Regions from separate parts of the Homo sapiens genome. Here region 1 is linked to region 2. The links are chromatin loops, found by intact Hi-C in ENCODE. Cell type or tissue: CD4-positive, alpha-beta T cell. All regions are shown on one strand. Each heading gives the region's core, and the rest is flanking DNA. Links, peaks and the distances in the headings are about the cores only. Region 1 holds the start of NSD2 (nuclear receptor binding SET domain protein 2). Region 2 has its middle 110 kb from the start of FAM53A.

The links. Hi-C counts contacts between places; a loop is a spot of excess contacts. Peaks named below come from ENCODE experiments on the same cell type or tissue, not always from the same donor. Only the 100,000 strongest peaks of a DNase experiment are listed, where the experiment ranks them.
Region 1: it touches region 2 in a loop (17-fold over the local background); 2 of 110 quality-filtered maps call a loop at or near these places.

Annotation. Positions count from the first base shown.
Region 1 is chr4:1,867,285-1,875,603 of GRCh38, reverse strand. It overlaps NSD2 (nuclear receptor binding SET domain protein 2), which reads right to left and starts at 4,211. Exons shown (of 22, transcript NM_001042424.3): 1 at 4,062-4,211. It also overlaps the pseudogene RN7SL671P. RefSeq lists silencers at 3,778-4,477, 4,528-4,757, 4,788-5,047 and an enhancer at 4,781-5,282. In CD4-positive, alpha-beta T cell, for the core only: no CTCF peak of the experiment used is centred there; DNase peaks (open chromatin) are centred at 2,553, 3,123, 4,453 and 5,053; H3K4me3 peaks cover 3,026 bases; H3K27ac peaks cover 2,341 bases.
Region 2 is chr4:1,574,828-1,583,146 of GRCh38, reverse strand. It overlaps a transcript of FAM53A not described here. Among named protein-coding and RNA genes, the nearest start is that of FAM53A, 110 kb to the left of the region's middle. RefSeq lists silencers at 1,783-1,942, 1,759-1,985, 2,359-2,568, 2,749-2,808, 3,606-3,885 and enhancers at 4,267-5,139, 5,140-6,013, 6,014-6,887. In CD4-positive, alpha-beta T cell, for the core only: CTCF peaks have their summits at 3,647 and 3,849 (motif pointing right); DNase peaks (open chromatin) are centred at 1,866, 2,476, 3,576, 4,526 and 1 weaker place; H3K4me3 peaks cover 1,916 bases.

The DNA.
Region 1 (8,319 bases), core at 252-8,251, 290 kb before region 2:
TAACTAGCAAACCAAATGTAATCAAATCAATCAATTCTTTAAAAAGCTATACTGCAGGCCAGGCACAAGGCCGAAGTGGGAGGATCACCTGAGCCCAGGAGTTCATGACCAGCCTGGGCAACATGGTGAAATCCTGTCTGTATAAAACACAAAAATTAGCCAGGCATGGTGGCACATGCCTGTTGTCCCAGCTACTCAGGAGGCTGAGGTAGGAGGATCGATTGAGCCCAGGTGATCAAGGCTGCAATGAGCCGTGATCATATGACTCCACTCTAACCTGGGTAACACAGCAAAACCCTGTCCCAAAAAAAAAAAAAAAAAAAGTAAAAAGCTATACTGCAACTTGGCCGGGCACAGTGGTTCACACTTGTAATCCCAGTACTTTGGGAGGCCAAGGCAGGAGGATCACTTGAGGCCAGGAGTTACAGAGACCAGCCCAAACACTGCAAGACTGACTCCATAAAAAATTTTAAAATTAGCCAAGCATGGTGGCATCTGCCTGTAGTCCTAACTACTTAGGAGAATGAGCTGGGAGGAAAGCTTGAGCCCAGGAGTGCCAGGTTACAGTGAGCTATGATTGAACCACTGCACTCCACACCAGGTAACAGGTGAGACCCTATCTCAAAAGAAAAGAGCAATATTGCAACCAATAGACAAATATAAAATGCTAGAGTCCCTGGGTTACCAACACAAGTCTTTTTCTCCCCCAAAGTACTCGCTGTAAATAACCATTCATTAAAAAGGAATTAGCAAATCATACAGTTTACAAATACAAGCCTAATCCTCTAAAGCCCCCATGTCATCTCCTCTTTCGTATTCTGTGTACTTTATATTTTTTTATCTTCACCAAGGATAGAGAAATTGACGAGGTAGATTTCTTGCTCCATCTTGGTGGTAGTACAGATCTGTTCTACTACTTGTTGGACTTATATACTTGCAATGTTTCAGAGTGACCTTAGCCAAGCCATTTCCTTTCTAGACTCAGCTTCTTCTCCCAGATGCTCCATTACTTACAAAACAGAGAGGCAAACAGGCCAGATATCGGCATTAAAATGGGCTGTTTGTTTACCCTAAGCCATATACCCATTTATTCGGCACTTACTGAGTGTATGCCATGAGAATGCACCAGCAGAGGCAATGCTGCCCAAGGCAATGACAGAGTCCTACCTCTAAGAGTTAACCCAACAGGGGAGAAAGGTCACAAGTGGCCATTAAAAAGCCATGAATTATGCTCAAAGAGGAAGGACAGGTGGCAGGTAGTCCACACCCAAGAACAGCCCACACAAAGGCCTGGAGTCAGGACATGGTACCACGTATTTGGAGAACAAGGTCACACTTACTACAATCAAGCAAAACAAGAGACTGAGGCTCAGAAGACTAAAATGCTTATCCAAAGTTGTATGCATTCTATGGCCATGAGCAGCCCACCAAAAAACAAAACAAAAACAAAAAGGCAAAACCAAACACGTAGATCAGAATATATGAGTAAAAAGCCTTATGGCTTCTGTTGCTGCTGATTAATTATTTACTTAGAAAGGTTATTTGCCCACTTGCCCAGCTAAAAAGGACAGGGCAGAGCCAGGAAGGCTGAGTGTGCCTGTAGTAACCACTACTCAGGAGGCTGAGGCGGGAGAATCACTTGAGCCCAAGAGTTTGGGACTGAAGTGCACCATGATTGCTCTCCTCTGAAATAGCCACTGCACTCAAGCCTGGGCCACATAGAGAGACCCTGTCTCTAAAAATAAATAAATAGCACAGGACAAAATACGTTTGGATTATGAACTTCAGCACCATCTTAGCACTTCTTTTAAGTTCTTGCTTGGTAAAGAGAATCCTGTAGCTTAGTAAGCCTAATTCCAGCTACTTTTGCATGTTTTACACTGAATCTTCAAACAAAAAAAGTTCACATTCTGCCATGTGAGTAAACTTTGTAAGATTTGATTACTTTTAGAAGGAGAAGATAATCTGAATAGGCAGAAGGCTGTACCCATGTAAGCCCCACAGGATTAGGAGGAGTGGGTTGTCTTCTACCTATTCAGATTATCTTCCTGACTCATTCTAGGACTCTGCTTAATGCTTCATTTGGGTCCGCACACTTCAGCAAGTACTGGTTTGAAAGCCCTGGATAAGCTGATTGCATAGAAACAAAGCAAGTCGCACCTGCAGCCTGCTGACCTTATAATTTTGTTGTGCATGGCTCCAAAAGTTATATTAGTTTATATGTTACATACGAATAGATACGATAAATTGTCCATCATTCTTTCAAATTCTCAGTTAATTACCTCATACTCTTAAAATAAAATCTTTACTGTTATAATCAGAGGCCAGACTCTGGTATTAATGCAGTCAGGAGAGGACAATTTTTGTACTGAGATCAGAGCTCTTCACAAAAGCTTACACAAACTCAAAATTGTGCAGTAAGTCCTCACTCTACCAACCATCAGCCCAAAACTGAAGGTTGCTGGGTTTGGGTGGCTGAGAAAATGGAAGGAAAGAAAAGGAAATGACTCAAAGTAATCGTGCTTAAAGCATGAGTCCTCTTCATCTCCATTTGGCAGTTTAGATTTGAACCACCATCAGTTGTGGGGAATGAGAGCACACATCAAGTACACAAGGAAAGGCTGTGCTCACAGAACTTGTTTGCTTTATGTTGTTGGCGTTCTGCTCTTTAAAATATTGTTGTTCTCATCACATTTAAATACGTAACTAGGGCACTTAAAACATTTTGGGAAAATTAAAAAGTTTAAGTCCCAAGTTCATAAATGGGATGGCTCCTAAGTTATTTTCCACGTTGATATTTGAAATACACAAAATAGAGTGAATATAACCCATGCGTGATGCTGGCGTTTAACTCATTTAAAAATCAAGGCTTGAAAGTCTGTGAAGCAGGTGGGTAGCACTGAAGAGCTGCTCCTGAGCCAGGCCTGAACTTTATCCAATTAGTCTTGTCTTCACAGGGTCTGCGCGCTCTCTCTCTCTCTCTCTCTCTCTCTCTCTCTCTCTCTCTCTCTCACACACACACACACACACACACACACAAAATACACGTTATCTACCTAAAAACGATTAACGTCACCACATCAGTTTTGATACTATGTTTCCACTTGAATGTCAAAGCCCATCGTGGGCACAGAAAGATTCGTGCTGCAATGGGTCCTATACAATACCCTCATCCATTTTATTTCTACCGAAACTTAAGACCAGCATTTTTTAAACGCCGAGATTTTAAACCACGGTTCCTGTGAGTGGAGCAAAACCAGCCATTAAGTCGCCAGGTCCCATCTCATGCACTGAGGCTTCAAGGACTATCAATCTGCATCCTGGGGCGAGGGGAACATCCCAGGCGGAGGCCCGGACGCCGAGGGCGCGCAGCCCCCCAGCAGGGTACCCACACCCGGCTCACCCCCGCCTCCACCTGCCAAGGGCCGGACCGCGGCCCGGCTTCCCGGGGGAGCGTCCGCGCTGACCAACGCCCGGGCGCCGCGAGTGTCAACGCCAGACACCGCCTGCAAACAAAAAGCGACCCTCGGCCCGACCCCTGGCCCCGGCGCCGGCCCCGGGACCCCAACCTGCCCCTCCCACCGCGGCCGCCCCGGACCGGGGGCGCCGCACAAAGGCCGGCCCGACCCGCTCGGCGCCGCGGGAACAAAGGCGGCCGCCTCGGCCGGGCCGGGCACAGGTGCAGCCGCAGGGCCCGGCCGGGCCCAACATGGCCGCGCCCGCCCGCCCGGCCCCGTTAGCCGCCGCCGCCCGCAGGCCGCCGCCCCTCCCCTGCCCGGACTCGTCCCGGCCTCCGCGGTCCGCCCGGTCCTCCCGCCGGCCCTCAGGCCTCCGCGGTCCTCGCGGTCCCCACGACCCTCTCAGGCCGCCCGGCCTCCCGGTCCCCCAGCCCCTGAGCCGGCCCCTCAGGCCTCCTCAGTGCCCCCACTCCTCCCGGCGCTCCCGCCCCCTCAGGCCTCCGCGGTCCTCCCCGCCGCCCCTCAGGCCTCCCACAGCCCGGCCTCCCGGCCCCAGCCCCGGCGGTTGGCGGCCCGCGACTGTTGGGCGGGCGCCCCAGTGACCTGCGGTGCGTCGCATCCTCGGCGGGCGGCTCTCCGGAGCGGCAGGCTGGGAGGGGGCCGGGGCCGTGCGGCGGTAGGGCCCAGGCGGGGAGGGGGCGGCGGCGGCGGCGGGCGCAGCGCGGCCAGGCCGAGGCTCTCGCGCGCGGCGCCGACCCCGCCCCCGCGCCTCCCGCCCGCCGCCGCCGCCGCAGCCGGGGCCGCCGCCGCCTCGCAGAAGCCGCGGGAAAAGTGCGCGCCGCTGATTGGCTGCCGCGCTCGCGGGGCCCGCGGACCGGGCTTTTCAAATCCGCGCCGGGGCCGCGCACGGGCGGGGCGGGCAGGCACGCGGCGGGTGGGGGCCGCGCGGGCGGGCGGGGCTGGCAGCGCCGGGAGGGCCGGGCCGCGGGCCCCGCGAGCCGCCTCAGAGTAGCGCCGGGCGCGCGCCCTGCTCCCGCTACTCGGCGGCGCGCACCCGGCCCAGACCCGGCGCCCGCGGGCGCCGCGCTCAGTGACGTCACGATCCGCGCCCAATCACCGTCCGGAGCCGGCGCCCCCGAGCCGTGGGCGCGCGGCCGCGGAGGCTGGCGTTGGGCGCGCGGCCCGCCCGCGCGGGTCCCCAAGCTCCTGTCCCGTGAGAGGGGCGCGGGGCCTGGGGCCCGCGGGAGGCTGCTAGCGGCGTCCGCCTCGCGGAGCGGCAGTGCGGGGACGGGTGGGGAAACCGCCGCAGAGGCCCCGCCGTGGCGGGCCCGGAGCCTCAGAACAGACGTGGCGGAGAGGGTCAGACGCCACGACGGGGCAGGGCAGGGCGTCGTGCTCTTCCCGCCTAACGGCCGCAGGGCGTGAACGAGTCCCCCGGGCGAGGGTCCGACCCGGAGCTGGGCGCGGCTGCGGGAGGACCGCTCGCGAGGGGAGGACGCCTGGTCCAGGGGCGCTACCCCAGCGCCGCTGCGGTAGAGCCGGGCTTCAGGGGGTGGCGCGGGCGACTGCGTGCGGCACAGGGAGGAGGAGGAAGCGGCGCGGGCGAGCGGGGAAGTCAGACGCTGCAAAAAGTGGGCGGGCCGGGCGGTTGAAGCCGGTGTGATTTGCTGCCCGCCGCCCATGGAAGTTCGGCTCCTGCCTCCAGGTGCTGCCGGAGCCGGCGGCCTTGGGTTTTCTGTCACGCAGGTTCAGGGAGCCGGGAACACCTTCGGCCTTGAGCCTTAGTGTCTGCTCGAGCTTTACAGGCCCAGCTTGAGCCCTCGCTGAGAAGCGGGCCCAGGGGAGCCTGGCGAGAGTTTGGTCAAGGAGAGCTTTGTGAAAGTGCGCTACCCGGGCTATAGAACGACACCTCAGCCCAGGTCCTGCCTCCCCGGACCCACCTCCAGCCACCAAGGAGTGGCCACAGTTCACCTCCTCTTCCTCTCCCGCGCCGCCTCCGCTGCTGTCCCTTCACAGGTGCTGGGCCCCTGTATGGGTTGAGTTGTGGCCCCCCCAAAAAAACAAGGGTTGCTGCAAGACTTACTATAAGGCTACAGTAATTGAGACATTGTGGTACTGGTGGAAAAATACACAAATAGATCCATGAACAGAATAGAGAACCCGGATATAGACCACATAATGGAGTCAGCTGAGCTTGACTCTAGGAAATGGAATGGAGAAAAGACAGTCTTTTCGACAAATGGTGCTGGAACAACTGGATGTCCACATGCAAAAAAAAATCAGGCTAGACACAGACTTTACACCCTTAACAAAAATTAATTCAAAATGGAGCCAAGGCCAGTGGCTCACACCTGTGAGAAGTGTGAGCCAGCACTGTGGGAGGCCAAAGTGAAAGGATTGCTTGAGCCCAGGAGTTGGAGACCAGACTGGGCAACATAGCAAGACCTCGTCTCTATCACCAAACAAATAAATGAATTTTTAAAATTACGGCCAGTGCCAGGCATGGTGGCTCACACCTTTAATACAAGCACTTTGGAAGGCCGAGACAGGTGGATCGCCTGAGGTCAGGAGTTCGAGACCAGCCTGGCTAACATGGTGAAACCCCGTCTCTACTAAAAAAAAATACAAAAATTAGCCAGGCATAGTGACGGGCATCTGTAATCGCAACTATTCAGGAGGCTGAGGCAGGAGAATCACTTGAACCCGGGAAGTGGAGGTTGCAGTGAGCCGAGATCATGCCACTGCACTCTAGCCTGGGTGACAGAGCAAGACTGTCTCAAAAAATAAAAAATAACAAAAAGTGAATAAGCCAGGCACAGTGGCTCACACCTGTAGTTCTAGTTATTTGGAAATCCGAGGCAGGTGGATCATTTAGTTCTGGGCTATGCCAGTCAGGTGTCTGCACTAAGTTTGCCATCAGTATGGTGACTTCCCAGGAGCTGGGAACCACCAGGTTGCCTGAGGAGGGGGGAGCCAGCCCAGGTCAGAAACAGAGCAGGTCAAAACTCCCATGCTGATCAGTAGTGGGACTGCACCTGTGAATAGCCACTGCGCTTCAGCCAGGACAACATAGCAAGACCTCGTCTTAAAAAGTGGACAAAAAGGCAGTGGCTTACACCTGTAATCCCAGCATTTTGGGAGGCCAAGGCAGGAGGATCCCTTAAGGCTAGGAGTTTGAAACCAGCCTGATCAACATTGAAATCCTATCTCTACAAAAAAATAAAAAAACAGCTGGGCATGGTGGTGCATGCCTGTAGTCTCAGCTACTCAGGAGGCTGAGACAGAAGGATCTCCTGAGCCCAAGAGTTACATGAGGCTACAGCAAGCTGTGATTGCACCACTGCATTCCAATCTGGGCAACAGAATGTGACCCTGTCTATAGTAAAGTGGACAAAAGACCTCCACAGACGCCTCCCCAAAGTAGATACCCAGATGGCAAGGATGCACGTGAAAAGAAGATCCTCATTATCAGGGCGTAATCTCAACTACTCAGCAGGCTGAGGGGGGACGACTGCTTGAGCCCAGGAGTTTGAATACAGCAAGACCCCATCTCTCAAAATAAAAATAACAAGAGGTAGAGAGACCTGGGCTAGCAGTTAGTATGCTCAGCCCCCTTGTCATGGGACGCCTGGGAAGCTTCAGAGAGTCCACACCAGCAAGAAGGCTCTCATCAGACACACCTCTTGGACCTTGAACTTCCCAATCTCCATAACTGTAAGAAATAAATTCCGGCCAGGCACAGTGACTCACGCCTGTAATCCCAGCACTTTGGGAAGCTGAGATGGGGGATCCCTTGAGCTCAGGAGTTTGAGACCACCCTGGGCAACATGACAAAACTCCATCTCTATAAAAAAAAAAAAAAAAAAAAACTACAAAATCAGCTGGGTGTGGTGGTACATGCCTGTAGTCCCAGCTATTCAGGAGGCTGGGTGGGAGGATCACCTGAGCTCGGGAGGTTGAGGCTGAGTGAGCCATGACTGTGCCACTGCCACTGCACTCCAGCCTGGGCAACAGAGTGAGACCCTGTCTCAAAAATAAGTAAATAAATTCATTTTCTTTATGAATCACCCAGTTTCAGGTAGTCTGCTATAAGCAACAGAAAACTGACTAAGAAGCCAATCTGAAAGGGCTACAAACTTGTGTGATTCCAACTCCATGACATTCTGGAAAAGGCAAAACTATGGAGACAATAAAAAGATTAGCCAGGGGTTAGGGCAGGGAGGGATGAGTAGGCAGAGCACAGATGATATTTAGGACAGTGAAAATACTCTGTGTGACACTGTAACAGTGGATACAAGAACGTACAGCACCAAGAGTGAACCCAAAACCGGATTTTCAGTGATCATGACGTGACAATGTGGGTTCACTGATTACAAGAAATATACTACTCTAGTGGGGAATGCGGATGATGGGGGAGGCTGGGTGTGTGGGTGAGAAGGGGCTATATGGGACCTGGGTGCACTTTCTGCTCTATTTTGCTGTATACCTAAAACTGCTCTAAAAATTAAACTTTAGGCTGGGCGCAGTGGCTCACCCCTGTTAATCCCAGCACTTTGGGACCAAGGCGGGCGGATCACCTGAGGTCAGGAGTTCGAGACCAGCCTGGCCAACATGGTGAAACCCAGTCTCTACTAAAAATGCAAAAATTGGGCTGGGCACAGTGGTGCGTGCTTGTAATCCCAGCTACTCTGGAGGCCGAGGCAGGAGAATTGCTTGAACCCAGGAGGTGGTGGTTGCAGTGAGCCGAGATCATGCCACTGTACTCCAACTTGGGCAACAGAGCGAGACTCTGTCTGAAAAAATAAATATATAAAAATTAAACTTTATTAGTTAAGAAAAAAGATACATTGAAGTCTTAACT
Region 2 (8,319 bases), core at 224-8,223:
TCACCCAGCACACCCATCTCCCTTTGCCATCTCCCAGGACAACTGGACATTGCCATTTCACTGAGAGTTAACTATCACTTTGTTTAGGCTCCTAAGAGCCAACTAGCAGTGAGTTTGCCCTATCACCCAGGTTCTTGACAGGATGTTAATTCTCATGACCAAGAAAGAGTCGTCAAATCAATGCATTCTTGCTCATCCAGGCTGATCCCTTCATCTGGGACCTAGAAATCCAATCCCAAGGTTTTTCTCTGGATCCTGCCTATATATGTAGCTATTTTTTGTTTTGCTTTAGTTGAGACAGGGTCTCACTCTGTTGCCCATGTTGGAGTGCAGTGGGGAACATAGTTCATGGCAGACTCGACCTCCTGGGCTCCAGTGATCCTCCTGTCTCACCCTCTCTAGTAGCTAGGACTACAGATGTGCGCCACCACACACCTGGCTAATTTTTGTTTTTGTAGAGATGGGGTCTCACCATTTTGCCCAGGCTGGTCTTGAACTCCTGGGCTCAAGAGCTCCTCCCGCCTCGGCCTCCCAAAGTGCTGAGATCGCAGGCGGGAGAGGACTGATCTCGGGCTGGGTGGCTCTCTGAGGCCAAGGTCAGCCTCCAAATGGGGTCTCAGCCAGGGCCGCCAGCCTCCTCCTGGTCTTCCCAGCCTGGGTGCAGGGTGCAGGGCCTCCCGTCCACTCTCTCTTGGGTCTGTGTAGGTGGCATACATGGCACTGGCTCACTCCCTGCCCTTCTGGTCTTTCCCCGCGGGGTGGTGGTGACGTCCGTGGCAGGGAGGGGAGTGTCGTTCAGCTGGGTCCAGGAGGAACGCCGTGGACTCTGTCCAGCCCTGCTAGGCAGCATGCCCTGATGGCCGTGGCCTGGCTGGAGTATAGGTCACAGAGCATCTGCCCTGCCACACTGCCCCCACGGCAGGGACCCTTCTTATCATATCAGTAGTAAACGCTGAAACGTGACATGAGAATGGCGTCTCCTTGCTGTCCTAAAGCTCATTTCTTGGATTGCTGACAAGGTTCGGCTGTTTGCCATGTGCTGCCTTCAAGTAGTCAAGGAGCTCTGTGTGGCTGATGTAAAGAAATTTTGGGTGGGGAGTGATGGCTCACACCTGTAATCCCAGCACTTTGGGAGGCCAAGGCAGGAGGATCACTTGAGCTCAGGAGTTGGAGGAGGCTGCAGTGAGCTGTGATCACACCACTGCACTCACACCCAGATGACAGAGCAAGACCCTATATCAAAAAAAAAAAATGCTGGGCATGGTGGCTCAAGCCTGTAATCCCAGCACTTTGGGAGGATGAGGAGGGCAGATCACCTGAGGTCAGGAGTTCGAGACCAGCCAGGGCAACATGGAGAAACCCTGTCTCTACTAAAAATATAAAAATTAGCTGGGTATGGTGGCGGGTGCCTGTAATCCCAGTTACTTGGGAGCCTGGGCAGGAGAATTGCTTGAACCCAGAGGCAGAGGTCGCAGTGAGCCAAGACTGCCCCATTGCACTCCAGCCTGGGCGACAAGAGCAAAGCTCTGTCTTAAAAACAAAACAAAACAAAAAAAGATATTTGGCCTGCTTAGAAACACATACATGTCTTAAAAGTCTAATTGGGTTTTGCCAGTAATATTCCAGATATGCAGGACCACGAGGAAGAGAAAATTCAGGTAACAGTTAAATATTTAAGAAAATGACCGATTTCTAGAACATTTGGAGAAAATTGGAAACTCAAAATTGGTTTTGTCTTTAACTTCTACTTCTGTAAGGGAGGGGACATTATGATGAAAGTCTGGTCTGAGCAACTGTGGCATGCAAGACCACAGGAGGCGAGGCCAGGGTGAGGGGCGGGGCCTGGGCCGCAGGCGGGGCCCTGAGCAGAGGTGGGGCTCTGAGTGGGAAGCGGGGCCCTGAGTGGAGGCGGGACCTGGGTGAGAGGCGGTGCCTGGGTGGGAGGCGGGGCCCTGAGTGGGAGCCGTGGCCCAGGTTAGAGGGGGGGCCTGGGTGGGAGGCGGGGCCCTGAGTGGAGGCGGGGCCTGGGTGAGAGGCGGTGCCTGGGTGGGAGGCGGGGCCCTGAGTGGGAGCCGTGGCCCAGGTTAGAGGGGGGGCCTGGGTGGGAGGCGGGGCCCTGAGTGGAGGCGGGGCCTGGGTGAGAGGCGGTGCCTGGGTGGGAGGCGGGGCCCTGAGTGGGAGCCGTGGCCCAGGTTAGAGGGGGGGCCTGGGTGGGAGGCGGGGCCCTGAGTGGAGGCGGGGCCTGGGTGAGAGGCGGTGCCTGGGTGGGAGGCGGGGCCCTGAGTGGGAGCCGTGGCCCAGGTTAGAGGGGGGGACCTGGGTGGGAGGCGGGGCCTTGAGTGGGAGGCGGGGCCTGGGTGGGAGGCGGGGCCTTGAGTGGGAGGCGGGGACCTGGACGGGAGGCAGGACCTGGGAGGGAGGGAGGGCTCGGGCAGGAGGCGGGTCCCTGAGCGGGAGGCAGGGTCCTCAGTGGGAGGCGTGGCCTGGGCGGGAGGCGGGGCCCTGAGTTGGGGGCAGGGCCTGGGCAGGAGGCAGGGCCTAGGCGGGAGGTGGGGCCCGAGGTAGGAGGCGGGGCCTAGGGCGGGAGGTGGGGCCCGGCTCCCTGAGTGGAGGCGGGGTCCGGGCGGGAGGCGGGTGGGGTCTGGGGCTCCGTGCACCCCGCGCCGGGGATGCTTTCTCCCTAGCTTGTTGCGCCGTCCGGTTCTGCCCCAGCCTTAGATCTCAGCTCTGAGCTGCCCTCACATCCCTGCAGATCTTTTCTGGCCACACTGGTGGCCCGCGGGGTATGGCTGCTTCCGTCTCGCGGCGTTGGCCTCCCTGACTGGCCGCCGGTGTAGGGCGCCGTGGGCGGGGTCCCTGGGGCGAGGCTGCCTGGCCTCCGCGGTTGGTTCGGCGGCCGCGGGGCTGCAGCTCCCGGCTCGCACTCCATCATCGACGGATGACAGCGGGAACGGTGGGAGTTCATTACAGGGACCATGAATTGTTGGAGGTAATTTAGATTACAATTTAAAGTTTAATTTAAAAATCTATCAACAAATGTGAAAGTACTGGAGGAACATTTTAAAATGCACTTTAATCTCACCAGCACAAATAGCTTCTCGGGGCTCTAAACATCATCACCTGGAAAAACAGTAAAACTTTACTGCATCTTTAATTAAATTACAAACACAAAGGATAATTAACTTTTTTATTTTTATTTTATTCCTGCCATTGTTTCTCCTTCGAGTCAATATCTTCCGGCTGCAGGAGCGGCTGTTAGGAGGAAGTTTACGGCGAGGCCTGATGGGTGGATGCCCCGGGGCGGATGCTCGGCCCCTGCGCCCTCCCTGCGGGCCCCGCAGCGCTGGGGCCGCGCCCCTTCGTATCCCCACAGCGCGGACACTCCTGGCCAGCCCGTGGCGGGAGGCGCCCTGGGGACACGCGTGGCCGTGGCTCGCGGGTGTCGCGTGTGCTCACCTCGGACCTGGGCGTTCTGAGTCGTAACTCACTCACGCCTCGCAGCGGCGCTGGGAGGCAGCCCCACCCCCTTTTACAGGCGGGGAAACGGGGGCTCAGAGAGGTCGGGCCATCCGCCCTGGTCACACAGAGGCTGCGTCACCGGCTGACTCGAGCCTGGCCCCACCCGTGCGCGTTGCACTTCTGGGTGCTGGGCTGCGGCCCAAGCCTCCTCCCCAGGACGCGGGGCTGGGACAAGGGGGCGAGTGCGGAGGGCGGGGGGGTGGCGCAGGCGCCCACGCAGGGGCTTGACATGCCGGTCCCCATGGGGTAGTAGACCGTGGGGGCCCGAGGGCGGCCGGGGTAGGGAGGGGCCTCCCACGAGGGCCGTGGGCGCAGCGGCAGGGCCCAGCCGAGGCCACCAGGGGGCGCCCAGCAGGCGCGGGCGGGGCCGGGGGCCGGGGCTCTGGCTGGGACCCTCGGGCGGGGATGGCGGCTAGGGGCGGGGGCGCGCCAGGGCAGGGAGGGCAGGGGGGGCAGGGGCCTGACGGGAGCCCCTGGAGGCGCAGCCGCCTCCGGGCTGGTCGGATTCGGGAGCGCTCGGGAGGGGCGTCCAGCAGCGCTGGGAAGGGGACCTCGATTCCGGCCTGGAGGGCGGGCGGTGCAATGGGGGGAGCGCCCCGGCTCTGCGCCTGCGGGGGTGGGGGGCCTAGGGGTGTCGCAGCCGGGCCGCGCCCTTTCCCGCCTGCTCTGCCTCGAGAGGCGACCCCTCTCCTCCCCCTCTTCTCTCCCCTCCCCCTCTTCTCTCCCCTCCCCCTCTTCTCTCCCCTCCCCCTCTTCTCTCCCCTCCCCCTCTTCTCTCCCCTCCCCCTCTTCTCTCCCCTCCCCCTCTTCTCTCCCCTCCCCCTCTTCTCTCCTCTCCCCCTCTTCTCTCCCCTCCTCCGCCCCTTCCCTGCCCTGCCCTCCCCTCCCTTCCCTGGTGACGGTGGGAGCTTTGGTTCGCTGCTTGCCTCCTCCGAGCCTCGTTGTCTGCAGAGGGCGGTTCGGGGTAGGGGGGTCGCGACCTCGTAGGTGGGCGTGGAGGGCAGGGCGCTTCCCATGGGGACCTGCAGAGTCTAGTGGGTCTGTCGCGCTCACGACAAATCTTCTGCCCCCAGCAAGGCCCGTGTGATGCCCTCTCCCCGTAACTGAGGGTCCCCTCACCTCCTACCCCCACACGTTCCTGCAGAGCTTCCAGGCCACACCGGCTCTCACGCCAACGCTCGCGCCCTTCTACACACCGGGTGCGGGCACTAGCGCACGCACCGCTGTCCCCAAGGCTGGTCGGCCCCTCCTGCCTGGCACGCCCGCCCCTGGCACTTGCACGCAGACGGGGTGCAGGCCACCCGGGGTGTTCAGTTTTAGTGCAGTGGCTGCTTAATTATTGGTTAATCTAGCAATTTAGCATGCTTCATTTAATTCTAATTAGGAGAATTAATAGGCAGGGAATAGCGATTTCAATAGACTGGCACAAAACAAAACCTAGCCTGGACATCGTGCCGGTCTGGGGGCCGTGTCCAGGCTTGGGGGGGGCCTGGGGGTGTTGACAGCCAGGACTGCAGACCTTCCCAGGCGCCTGAAGGTCGTGGCAGGGGAAGGCGCTCAGGGCAGGCAGGAATCGCAGGCAGGAATCGTGCTGTGGCTGCTCACCCCGGCCTGCAAGGGCAGCCAGGTCAAGGGCATGGGGAGAACCCCCAGAGCATCCCCGGGCAGCACCCCCACAGCCCCCCACCTGCACCCCCGCAGCCCCTCACCTGCAGCCCCCGACCCGCAGCCCTGCGGCTGCCTGGTCCCGGCAGAGCCTGTGTTTGTCTCTGCTCATCAGGCGGCTCCCTGACAAGGCCCCGACATTGGACAAGGCTGTCCCTCTAATTAAGGTGCTAATTGAATTAAATGGCCGCGGTAATGAGCAGATGAGCGGCATAAAAAGTACAGAGTCAGATAGGCCAATTAACAAGAGCGCCGCGCATAATTATAACATTGGAAATACATGCAGCTCGCTCCAACATTGTTAATTGTTACCGGGGGATTTATGGTAATTGGCGCACAACAGGCAGCCGGGGAACCTGCCCAGGGCTGGTAATTAAAAAAATGATATTCTACACAAACGCCGGATGGCCTAATTAGGACTTGATTTACATAAAGGCCTTTGAGGAGGTGCTGGGTACCTCACCGCTGCTGCTGGGGCCACTCTGGCCAGCAGTCCACGAGGTGAGACCAGCAGGCAGTAGCCCCCCTACCACCCCGCACCCTGTGGCCACGGGAGCTGCTGGCGTCCAGGCTCCGTCTGCTGGCGGGGTCCGCATGGCCATCCCTGAGCCCTGAGCACAGGCCCTGCCTCTGTCTGGGAGAGGACCTCCAGGGCCCAAGGCCACCTTCCCCTGGGTTCGCCACTGTCCTGGAGGGGGCAGGTCCATTCGTCTGGCACATGGTCCCCTCTGCTCTCCCTGTGTGCTCCCCTCCTGCAGTGTCCCAGTGAGTGTGCCTGGCCAATGTCCTGGGCACGTGGTCAGGCAGGTGATCTGGGTCCAGCCCTCCCCTACCACGAGGACAGCCTCAGACCCAACACCCTGGTGCGGGAAGTGCCCCTGTCCCCACCGTACCCGCTCAGTTGCCTCAGAGAGGACCCGGAACACTACCAGATGCACAGAGGGCTGGAGGGAGGGAGGGGCCGGGAACAGTGTGCAGTGTGGGAGGGAGGGGCGGGGGCACCCTTGGAAGGCAGAGAGGAGACCAACTAAGCTCTGACTCACCCCTCGTTCTGTCTTACCCCCTCCCTCAAGGAGGCCGCCCTGCGCCCCATTTTACAGAGTGGGAAGTGAAGTCTGATGTCTGACAAACTAGGCCCAACTCTCCGGGCTTCCGCCACAGCCCCTCTCCTCTCCTGGGGCTGTCCCCAGGGGCCAGCATGGTGCCGGGCACCTCTCCAGAATGTGGACCCTGGCCCCAGCCGGGGCACAGTCCCAGTCGCCCCTGCGGCGTCCCCGGCCTGCCCACCGCTGCCGCCTCTTCGACTTTCTGGAGCAGATTTACCGTAACGTTCACACTCTGAACAGAAAACTCTGCCTCATTTACAAATGTAATTTCAATTGAGGGTAGTTTTCCAATCTCCTTTCATTGGAGTCCCAATTGAGCCCCTTCTCGCGGTGCTGATGGCATGATTAGACAGTGTGCGCGCGGAGGCAGATTAGTCAAGCGCGGCCCCGTAAATTGGGAAGGATGTTTTATCAGGACACGTCGCTGTGCTGCAGGCAGCTGTGGGGTGCTCTGGGCTGTCCCCTCAAATCACGGTTATGGAATAATTTAGCCCGCGATTCTCTGCGATTACTGCCGCCACTGATCATGCTGTCACTTTCCGAGTGAGCACTTCATCCTGCGTTTATTCATGCCAGATCTGTTTTGCTTTTGTAATGAGCACATATTACCCCGGCACAAAGAGGATGAAGGCAGCCGCGTGATAGATAGGCGCGAGATTAAATGGGATCTTTATGACTTCTGCAGCCATCAGTTCTGACTGTGTGATAAGACGCGTCGACTAGGGCCCTGATTTGCTCTTTATTGGAGCCAATATTAGCATGCTCTCACCAGTGCACGGGCCGATCAAACCCACTTAAGGTGGACTCACCGCATAGGCCCAGCTGCAGATGCTGCTGGGATGGCCAGGAGGGAGGCTGCAGCCCACAGCCGGGCAGGTGGGGGGTGTGGAATTCTCACACTGCCCTGGGGCCACTTCACCCCGGGTGGCTTGCAGGGGGTCCCGGGGGTGAGGTGCCCCTGGTGACCCCAGGCTCAGTGGACTGTCCTGTATGCCTGGGTCTCAGGGTGGCCCTCTCCCTTCCCACCCCTTATCAGGCCTCCAAGAATGATGGCTCTCCCAACCCATGCTGGGGACCCAGCAGCCTCCTCATTCTGCCCCCAGCTCCTGCTCTCTGGCAAGGAGGGAGATTGGCTTGTTTAGGACCCCAGGGGTGCCAGGCCATTTCCTGGGTGGGGGCAGTGTCCAGCACCTTCCTCTGCCACTCAGTATCATGGAGACCCCTCCCTCCCCCTGCTGGACAGCCGCCACCTGTACTCAGCTTCGGGCAAGGCGCTCCCCGTCCTGCCTCTCTGTCTTCCTGCCATACCTTCAGCAACCCCCTTGACAGCCCCCCTCCCAGGCCACCCCTCTGTCAGGGGCACTGCCTGTGCCTGTCACTGCCTTTCTTTCCCCTGGTGTGGCCCCTGCCAGACCGCAGCCATCTCCCCTGTCAAAGTCTCCTAAAACTCAGACTGGATGATCTGCATCCAGTCTGCACCTTGGATGATGCCAAGTGGAGATTGGATGATGCCAACTCGGGCACAGGGTGGGATGGGGTAAGGTTGGGGGCCAGAGAGACTTGGGGTGTGGTGGAGCCCTGGACCTGAGTCCACACAGCATCCCATCCTGTGGCTGCGCTTTCTCCTGAAGGGGCTGCCAGCCCTCCTCAGGGACTGCAAGCACAGCTGGGTATGTCCCATGCAGTCAGCCCTGCCGGGTGGCCCCCAGCTGCCTCTTCCCCCAGCAGGGCATGGGCAGGCAGTGGGCACTCAGGGGGTAGCTGGCTTGCTGCACCCTGTCCTCTTGGTGGGCGGATGGGGCCCCTTCACTGCGTGGGGACTGGACTGCTGTCACGTGCCTTTAGATGTGCAGGTTGCTTCTGTGGCCACCTTCTGTGAAGGAGGCCTGTCACTCATCCACCTGGCACATTTTTAACCTCAATGTCATGTGTTGACACCGAGGGAGGCAGAGACCATGAAAGCTTGCCATAGCCGAGGGGTTCGGGCAGCCGGTCCGTCCGGGGAGGCCCAGCAGCCTGGCACACAGGG